3 separate regions of the Homo sapiens genome follow, and all the other regions are linked to region 1. The links are chromatin contacts, found by Hi-C or POLR2A ChIA-PET in ENCODE. All regions are on one chromosome and are shown on one strand. The core of a region is the stretch at or near the end of the contact, and the rest is flanking DNA. Distances in the headings are between cores, read along the strand shown. Region 1 holds the start of NT5C3B (5'-nucleotidase, cytosolic IIIB). Region 2 overlaps DNAJC7 (DnaJ heat shock protein family (Hsp40) member C7). Region 3 holds the start of C17orf113 (chromosome 17 open reading frame 113).

The links. Hi-C counts contacts between places; a loop is a spot of excess contacts on that map. ChIA-PET counts read pairs that join two places held with the same protein, here RNA polymerase II (POLR2A). Pooled maps may share reads with other maps.
Region 2: a pooled map shows a loop between it and region 1 (2.2-fold over the local background). The contact joins the enhancer-like site here to the promoter of NT5C3B in region 1. A Hi-C loop is called at or near these places in 1 of 50 pooled maps. POLR2A ChIA-PET finds 5 or more read pairs at or near these places in 2 of 52 experiments (HEK293 and PC-9).
Region 3: a pooled map shows a loop between it and region 1 (3-fold over the local background). The contact joins the promoter of C17orf113 here to the promoter of NT5C3B in region 1. A Hi-C loop is called at or near these places in 2 of 50 pooled maps. POLR2A ChIA-PET finds 5 or more read pairs at or near these places in 2 of 52 experiments (H1 and activated CD4-positive, alpha-beta memory T cell).

What each region holds. Positions count from the first base shown.
Region 1 is chr17:41,834,982-41,838,144 of GRCh38, forward strand. It overlaps NT5C3B (5'-nucleotidase, cytosolic IIIB), which reads right to left and starts at 1,251. Exons shown (of 9, transcript NM_052935.5): 1 at 1,201-1,251; 2 at 878-976; 3 at 222-291; 4 at 89-135. The coding sequence starts at 1,212. It overlaps KLHL10 (kelch like family member 10), which reads left to right and starts at 2,844. Exons shown (of 5, transcript NM_152467.5): 1 at 2,844-3,145. The coding sequence starts at 2,952. RefSeq lists silencers at 735-844, 975-1,354 and an enhancer at 1,775-1,854.
Region 2 is chr17:41,994,803-41,998,002 of GRCh38, forward strand. DNAJC7 (DnaJ heat shock protein family (Hsp40) member C7) reads right to left here. Exons shown (of 14, transcript NM_003315.4): 3 at 2,313-2,437; 4 at 1,509-1,622; 5 at 68-142. Among named protein-coding and RNA genes, the nearest start is that of DNAJC7, 21 kb to the right of the region's middle. Within about 2 kb of position 1,394, at least 3 of the 41 ENCODE cell types and tissues checked have a DNase peak (open chromatin) inside an H3K27ac peak, as active enhancers do.
Region 3 is chr17:42,048,918-42,052,117 of GRCh38, forward strand. C17orf113 (chromosome 17 open reading frame 113) reads right to left here and starts at 1,684. Exons shown (of 3, transcript NM_001358661.2): 1 at 1,640-1,684. All of the region lies in intron 2 of ZNF385C (zinc finger protein 385C), which reads right to left. RefSeq lists silencers at 1,493-1,692, 1,773-1,842 and an enhancer at 2,462-2,963.

The DNA of each region.
Region 1 (3,163 bases), core at 1-2,500:
CTCTATACTGGAATCTTTGGTTCCAATCAGGAACCATTTGAAGTAGCAAATGACAACCATTTCTGAGCAAAGGACGGGAGCAACCCACCTCTTTCCGACACTCCTCACTGATGATCTTGCTATTATCCAGAATATCTGGAAAAAGAGAAAACTCCTTTTACTTGTCCCTTAGAACCCATCGTCTTGTCAAGCTCAACAAGGGAAGCTAGAATGTGACTTACTGTAAGAAGAAGGGCATCGCTTTCCATTATATGCAAACCTGCTCAAGGTCATGTCAAAATCAGAAATCACCTATAAGGCAAAAGAGAGATGATGCCTAAATAGGCACCAGAATTCTAGTGTGGCCCTGCCTCAGCCTGGGGGATGATTATGGAAATCAATACAGCTCAGTGGCCAGGATGTAGGCAAAGCCCTAGGGGAGTTACCGAGTGACACAGAGGGATAGAGGGGAAGTGATCCTAATTAGTACCCGTTAACCCTGAGGAAAACGCAGTCTCCTAGTGTGGGGGCAAGGGTGAATACTCAGGACCCCTCTGACTCCTTCAATATCAGGTCCCTCCTAAGAGATCTCTACCATTACGGCCCATCTGGACATCTTCAACTTACTGGGGAGCCGCTGGCTTGGGGAGGATAAGGCCCTAGGTACTGGTGTGGGCGCCTTCTGTCCAATTAGAGGAAGCAGCATGACCATATTGAGAAATCTGAAATTTGGGTTTTAGGACAGGCGAACCAACCCGCTCTCCTTCAAGCTCCCGGCCATTTCTTGGGGCAGAGAGCTAGGAGGGGTCCGCGGCAGAGCAAAGCGGGAAGGCCCAATGGGCAGGAAGCCTCTCCAGCCGCCCCCAGCCCGGCCGGCCCCCGCACGCCCCAGAGGTACCTGTAACCGGTCTCCGCCGCCCTTGCGGAGGGCGCCCACGATCTCCTGCACCCGCCCAGGCTGCCGCATCAGGACCGTGGCCTTCATCAGGGTGCTCACCTGTCCCGAGACCCGAGAGAACCACTGACCCCTGCGCCACGCTGGGCCCGAGGGGAGCCCGGGGCTCGCTCGGGCGCGCGTGTGAGGCGGGGCCGGGGTGCGCGAGGGGGCGGCTACTGGCCTGGGTGAAGCGGCGGTGCCTCGGTGACCAGCTGGGGGGCTCGAAGCGCCCCGGGGGTCGGAGTCCGGGCCCGCCCCACTCCGGACGCTTCCTCCCTCCTCACCTCCTCTGCCATCCCGTTCGAGGCCTGGTCGGCGGCTCGCGGGACAACGACAGCCCCGCGACCGCACTGCGCAGGCGTCGCCTCCCGCCTGGAGCCCGGGCGGGGGTTGGTGGGGCCGGGGGCGGGGCGGGGGTGGGGCCGAGAATCGAGCGGTCCCGGAGATGGCCGCGATCCGGGTGGGCTTGCCGGTTGCGCTAGGCAAACTGGAGGAGGGTTCTATTTATTATGAAGAGCAGGGTGAAGGTCCCAAGGTGTTGGGGTTACGTGGGTAGGTAGGGTTCTGCCACTCTTTGTGGAGGAAAAGCCTTGCCAAACGTGGTCATTTCCAGGCTGAAAGTTTGTGACAAAAACATGACTGGGGCTGGGCGCGGTGGCCCATACCTGTAATCCCAGGACTTTGGGAGGCCGAGGCAGGATGATCGCTTGAGCCGAAGAGTTCGAGACCAGCCTGGGCAATATGACGAAACCCTGTCTCTACAAAAAATACAAAAATTAGCCGGGCATGGTGACACGCACCTGTTGTAGTCCCAGCTACTCGGGAGGCTGAGGCACGAGGATCACTTGAGCCCGGGAGATCCAGGCTCCAGTAGGCCGAGATCATACCACTGCACTCCACCCTGGGTGACAGATGACACCCTGTCTCAGAAACAAAAACAGAAAAACCACACGGCTGGATGGGAGGAGAGATGAAGGAGCCATAAACTGAATTCTGTTAATCACCCAGAAAGGGCTCTGTTAACTAGGCCATTCCTCATTCCAGAAGAAACTGAGTGACTAACCCATCCAGCGGGCTGGGAGACCCGGGACAGCTTTCTGAAATGTAATCAGCGTTGGCTGGGCACGGTGCGGAGCACTTGTAATCCCAGCTATTCAGGAGGCTGAGGTGGGAGGATCACTTAAGCCCAGGAGGTCGAGGCTGTAGTGAGTTATGATCACACCACTGCACTCCAGCCTGGGTGAGAGAGCGAGACCCGTCCCTAGAAAAAGAAAGATTTTTTTTTTGAGATGGAGTCTCACTCTGTCGCCAGGCTGGAGTGCAGTGGAGCGATCTCGGCTCACTACAACCTCCATCTCCTGGGTTGAAGCGATTCTCCTGCCTCAGCCTCCCAAGTAGCTGGGACTACAGGCATGTGCCACCACGCCCAGCTAATTTTTGTATTTTTAGTAGAGACGAGGTTTCACCATGTTGGCCAGGATGGCCTTGATCTCTTGACCTTGTGATCCATCCACCTCGTGCTGGGATTACAGGTGTGAGCCACTGCGCCCGGCCTAAGAAAGAAATTTAATCAGTTTTACTTCTCCCTTCAGCCTCAATTGACTTGGATTTCCTTGAGTTCGGTGTCTAGGGAGCCAAGTGTTGGGCTGTGGAAGGTAGATGAATGCTCCAGGGATAGAGACCTGTATCAGGTGAGTAACAGGAGCTGGAATCAATAAACACTCAGATGGTGCTAGTGGTCATGGTTCTGTTTTGGGTTCAAGGACACAGAAGGAGGTGTGAGGTGGTTTTCAGCCTAAGTGGGGTGGTAAGGAGGGGAGAAGGAAGAGGACAAGTCCAGGAGGCAGTTCCAGAACCTGAGAGCACAATCCTGTGTGATCTCACTGCAGGGCCAGGATTCTGGAACTTGGGTTGCCTGATAGACCCTATACAAAAGATGTAGTAGGGAAAAGGAGCGACAGCTGGCTAAAGGGGCCCCCCACAACCCTCCCCGACACCCTAGGAAAGCAGCCTCTCTCCGCTGTCCCAGGGTGCCATGGAGATGGAGAGCGCGGCGGCCTCCACACGTTTCCACCAGCCTCACATGGAGAGGAAGATGAGTGCGATGGCCTGTGAGATCTTCAACGAGCTTAGACTAGAGGGCAAGCTCTGCGACGTGGTCATCAAGGTCAATGGCTTTGAGTTCAGTGCCCATAAGAACATCCTCTGTAGCTGCAGTTCCTACTTTAGGTATAACAGGGTTGCCAA
Region 2 (3,200 bases), core at 144-2,643, 160 kb after region 1:
ACACACACACACGAATGGGAATTTTGCGACAAAGAGCAGATGAGATTATCTCATGGTTGTACTGTACCTTCCGAAAATCTCGCTTCTCAAAATCTGTTTCTGCTATTTTCTCATATTCCATGACTGCATTAGCATTCTTGAACTGCACCGGAAAATCAGACATAGGAAAGTTTTAATGAAGCTGTAGATTAAACAACCACAAAAAAATTAACAAGGCCTTGATGAATTTGAATTCAGTAAATATACCACACTGCCTCTTTTGATAGAGATAGGGTCGAATGCATACCTCCTGTTGTGAATGGCCATTTTTATGATCCAGTTCTAGGGCTCTCTGGCAACTGCGACAGGCTGCCATGGCATTCCCTAGAGAGAGGTGGTACTCGACCTCTCATAGAAGTCCCTAGGAGATTTTCTTTCAAGAAAATCAGAACCACAGACATTTCACAAATCAAATTGATGAAGATACAGTCAAGACTTCTTAACAGAAGGGCTAGACCCAATCTTCACCCTCAGTTTGAACTTCAAGTCAGGAACACAAGTGTTATGCTTGATATACATGAAATAAAGGCAATGCATTGCCAGGGATTGAGCATATGTTTTGAGATTCTCACTGAAATGCATCTAGGGTAAACTGTATATACAGTCATACACTCTGGTCAACAATGAACTGTATATATGGCAGTGCTCCTGTAAAATTGTAATACCGTATTTTTACTGTACCTTTTCTGTTTAGATACACAAATACCACTGTGTTATAGCTGCCTACAATATTCAGGACAGTAACACGCTATACAGGTTTTAGTCCAGAAGCCACTGCCATATAGCCTAGGTGTGTAGCAGGCTATGCCACCCAGGTTTGTGTAAGTATACTTTATGATTCTGCACAATGACAAAATCACCTAACAAAATGTATGCCTGTCATTAAGCGACACATACTATATATGGAGATGGAACTAAAACATGTTTTAGCTGCTACCAATTTAATCAAGGCTTGAATTTACTCAAATTCTTTTTTATTTTTTTGAGACAGGTTCTTGCTCTGTTGCCCGGGCTATAGTGCAGTGGTGCGATCACGGCTCAGCCTCAACCTCCTGAGCACAAGCAATCCTCCCACCTGAGCCTCCTGAGTGGCTGGGAGCACAGGTAGGTGCATGGCACCAGGCCTGGCTAATGTAAAAAATTTTTTTGTGGAGACAGGGTCTCACTAAGTCCCAAACTCTTAAATTCTTTAACCTCACTCAAATCAGTCCCTGGAAGCATTTGCCTATTCCCCAGCTATCTCAGAAACACTTCAATTTTCACAGATTTTTAAAAGCTGTCAATCATATTCAAAACTCATTTTACAGATTAGGAAGCTGAGGCTTAGAGAGGCTATGAAACTCGCCTAAAGTCACCCAGGTGTGCTGATGGCAGAAGTGAGACTAGACCTCAGTTCCGACTTTCAAGTAGCCACTCCTCCCAAATATACCATACTGCCTCTTTTGACAGAAACAGGATCAGACCCGTACCTCTTGTTGTGCCTGAGCATTTTTATGATCCAGTTCTAGGGCTCTCTGGAAGCTGCGACATGCTGCCATGGCATTCCCCAGAGAGAGGTGGCACTTGCCCTCTCGTAGATGTCCCTAAAAGAACACCAAGAGGGAAGAAAAGAAGCATGATTGGCCAAGTGGAAAGAAATCAACAGCAGCAACAGACACCCACACAAAACCAACACAGAGGCCAGGCGCGGTGACTCACACCTGTAATCCCAGCACTTTGGGAAGCTGAGGCGGGCAGATCACTCACTTGGGGTCAGGAGTTTGAGACTAGCCTGGCCAACATGACAAAACTCCGTCTCTTACTAAAAATACAAAAATTAGCCGGGTGTGGTGGCATATGCCTGTGGTCCCAGCTACTCTGGAGGCTGAGGCAGGAGAATTGCCTGAAGCCGAGATCGCGCCACTGCACTCCAGCCTGGGCGACAGAGCTAGACTCCATCTCAAAAACAAAAACAAACAAACGAACAAAACTAACACAAAATGAAAATGACTACAGCAGTAGTTCTCAACCTGGGCAATGTGCCCTCCAGGGGACATTTAGCAATGTTAAGAGACATTTTTGGTTGTTACAACTGGGCAGAGGGGGTGCTACTCATACTCAGTGATTAAAAGTCAGAGATGCTGCTAAACAACCCACAGTGCACAGTAAAGTCCCCCACAACAAAGAATAATCTGGTCCCAAATGTCAGTAGTGTCAAGGTTGAGAAATACGGGGCTAGAGAAACTCAACTGTAGCAACCCAGCCTTCCCCAAACAGCCCCATTACATACATACCCGGACAAAACTGTCATCCAACCTCACTGACTGTTGTGCATCTCCAAGAGCTTCCCGGAACCTTCCAAGCATCATCAAGGTGGCTGCTCGATTACCATAATAGCTAGCATTTTTAGGACACATATCTATAGGAAAGGCAGAAGAACGTAAAACAAAGTTTAGAACAGGTCCCTGCTTTGAAAACTTAGAGGGGGCTGGGCGCAGTGGCTCATGCCCATAATCCCAGTACTTTGGGAGGCCAAGAGGGGAGACCACTTGAGGTCAGGAGTTCAAGACCAGCCTAGTCAACATGGCACAACCCCATCTCTACTAAAATACAAAAAAAAAAAAAAAATAGCTGGGCGTGGTGGTGGGCCCCTGTAATTCCAGCTACTCAGGAGGCTGAAGCATAAGAATTGCTTGAATCTGGGAAGTGGAGGTTGCAGTGACCCAAGAGCACATCACTGCACTCCAGCCTGGGCGACAGAGGAAGACCCTGTCTCAAAAAACAAACAAACAAATAAACAAAAACTTAGAGGGCATCTCCCTCCAAACAATGTTAAGGGAATCTATCTGTAACGCTCATAAACTCTTTTTTCTTCATGGAGACAGGGTCTCACTCTGTTGCACAGGCTACAGTGCTGTGGTGCTATCTCGGCTCACTGTAACCTCTGCCTCCTGGGTTCAAGTGATTCTTGTGCCTTAGCCTCCCAAGCAGCCAAGCAGCTAGGATTACAGGCATGTGCCACCACGCCTGGCTAATTTCTGTATTTTTATTTATTTATTTGAGGCACAGTCTGGCTCTGTTGCCCACGCTGGACTGCAGTGGTATGATCTCTGCTCACTGCATCCTCCGCCTCCTGGGCTCAAACCATCTTCCTACCTCAGCCTCCTAAGTGGCTGGGACCA
Region 3 (3,200 bases), core at 434-2,933, 210 kb after region 1:
GGAGACAGAGCAAGACTCCATCTCAAAAAAAAAAAAAACAAAAATACTGCTTTAGACCCCTCCACAACCACCCACTCCTCTAAGGCCAGTGCCAGAATTCCTTTGAGGTCTGCCAAATGCCCAGGGCTACTGACCTCTCTGGTGGCCACTTGTGTCTCCCTTCCTTCCTAGTAACACCACCCTTCTCTCTGGGTTCCTCCAGAGTGCCAGGTTCCCATCCCCCGGGTCCTTTGCCCGTGCTGTCCCTTCTTCCAGAATATTCCCAGCTGCCCTCCCAATGCTTTACCTGGCCTGTTTCATTTCCCCTTTGGCCTTAGCTTAACCATCCATTCCCAGGAAGTCCCTTCTTTTCTGTCATTGCTCCCTGTTTGTTCTCTCCATTCCATGCTCCACAGATTACAAATCTCTGCTTCTATCTGTGTAGTTCTCTTGCTTCATCCTCTCTCCACCCCCCTTCTCATGCACGTTCCCTGAGGGCAGGAAAGGTAACTAACTTCTTCATGTCTGAATCCCAGAGATGGGTACAGTGCCTGACACCCAGCAAGTGCACCACACAGTTGGGCAGTGAATAAGAAAGAGCAGGTTCCCAGGCAGAGAGGGCAGTGGAGCCAGCCCTTGGGCACCTTTTAGGTGATTAAAACAGCTGCCTTTGACATCCTTTCCTCCCAAGATCCTGTGATTCTATGACCTTGCCCAGCCCACTATGCACAGGATCTCAGAATGGGGGCAGAGGGGTGCAAAAGCAAGGTGATGCCCTTCTGGAATTTTGTCAGATCCTTTCCATGTACATCGAAGCTGCCTATCCTGCCCATTCTGCAGAACAAAAGGCAGGTAGGTAGAGCCCAGGAAGGTGGAGATTCTAAAACGGCTCTGTCCAACACAGCAGCCACTGGCCACTGCAGCTATTGTAAATGCAGCTGTTTAAATTACTTAGAATTAAATAAAACATTAGCATTCAGCTCACACTAGGCACTTTTCAAGTGCTTAGTAGCCAATGTGGCTAGTGGCTATTGCATTGGACAGCACATTTACATCATCCCAGAAAGTTCTATTGGACAGAGCTGCTATAAACAGGTCAAATTCCATTGACATTCTCCCCACCTCAACCTCAAGGAAACAGGCTGAGTGGAGTGAGGTGTAAACAAAACTCCATGGGTCCAGTTGTGACCAAGGCTGACCAGGAGGGCACACTTGCTGCAGACACAGGTCTCCTCTCATTTCTCTCCACACCCTGACCAGCCGGATGGGAGCAGGAACAACTTGACAAGGACCCCAAGGCATGTAAGCCTCAAACAGTATTCATGTGGCCCCAGAATGTGGGTCCCGAGCCTCCTCCCCGGGCTCCTGGGGGCCCCTTGCTTTGGGACCCCACTAAGAGAAGTCCAGCACTCAGCAGACAGGGCCGGGCGCCCCCTGCTCTGACAGCCCTGGTGAGAAGGGGCTCCCCTGCACCTCTTCTCACGCATCCTCCCGGGGGCTGGGACGGGGAGGGCTGAGGAACTTCCTCTGGGGGGCGCGCGGTGACAGAGCCCTCGGTGGGTCCCGCAGAGGCACTGAGCCTCCGCCCGCCCGTCCCGCCCGCTCCGGGAGGGGGCGTCCAGCCCGGCCTGGCGCCCCCGCCCCGTCCGCTCGCACTCACGGAGACACAGGAGCCACCATCTTGGGCGGTGGACGCTCTGGCCGCGGTCTCCTTGGGCTCCACGGAGCGACAGCAGCCACTAGCGGCAACGGGGGCGAAGAGGCGCCAGCAGCCAGCGCCGGCCAGGGTCCCGGGCAGGGCGGGCGGCGCCCCCGGGGCTCACCTGGCCGCGCCCACCTGCGGCGCCTCCCGCCCAGCGCGCTCAGCCCGGCCCCGGCCCCACCCCCCAGCCCCTGCCGCCCCACGCGCGGCAGCAGGAGCCAGAGGCTAGACCGCAGGCAGCGCGGTGCCGGGGTTCATTCGGTCCGCGCATGTATCCGGGGTTCCTCGAGGGGCTCACAGCCTAAGCCACAGACAGGTAGAGCGCGGTAGAGGCTGCAAAGTGTTCTGAGAGTTTGGAAGCAAGTGCTTTGGGATCACGAAGGAGCGGGCGACCAGCTGAAGGTCTGCAGGGCGGGTCAATTAGGGTTCGCAGCATTCTGGGTAAGTGAACTTTTACTAGGGGAAGGGCACTCCAGGCCGTGGGATGGCAGAGCAAGGATTCCTCTGGAAGTTGACAGGTCGCTGCAGGTTCATGAAGAATTGGGGTGGGTGGGGGCAGTGCCTGATGCTGGATGGCTCTAGGGGAATGCTGGGGATTTTGACCTTCCCACCTGGTGGGAAGCCTCCTCCGGAGGAGTTGGAACTGGGAAGCTTATTGTTTTAGCCTAGTGAGTTATTTGCAGTGGGGTTGACAGAGTGGGGAAGAGGGAGGGAGGTTGGCGTGACCTTTTTCTAAAACTCTGATACACAGCCGACCCTCATCCCGGTCTGCGTTACTCTGAGAGGTGAATTGAGGAGCTTCCCTGCAAGAGGAATGTGCAGACGTGGAGGTGTGGAGTCCAGAGGCCTGGGATGGAGCTCCAGTTATATTTAACTCTGAGGCCTTGGACTGGACACTTAGCTATGAGCCTGTTTCCTCATCTGTAAAGTGGGAATTACAACTTGGGGAGGAGGCTAGGGCAGGACAGAAATGGGTCTGAAGACCAAATGAGGTGCTAGGTGTGGAGGCCATTCAGAGAGGGGGCTGGCCTGCTGCTGTGGATCAAGGGCATGTCCAGACAATGACCCAGTCTCCCCTTCCAGACAGCACAAAGTCACCCAGAAATGCCTTCCAGTCCCCTCACAATTGGGTACGCTGCTCTTCTGCAAAAGGCCTAGGGTGCATGTTGATTTGAGGTCCCAGCCCCACCAGTGGCTGCTGGGAACTCCTCTGCCCCAGCATCCTCCATGCAGCACTGCTCTGTGCCACCCACCGTCTGCCTCTGACATTCACTGTGAACCCCAGCCCCAGAGCTGCTGGGATGGAGCGCGAATCACATGCACACACACGTGTGGCCGCCTGACTCCTGGCTACACTCAAATGAAGGGAGATGTTGCAGCCCCCACAGCTGCCCCCGAGTGGCACCACACAGCCCTCAGGTCTAGAATTCTGCACCCTGAAAGGGTCAGGTTGGGGGTAGGTCTTCTTGGATGGCATTTTGCTGCGGAACAGCCACCTTAAGTGTCTTGGAGCAGCCAT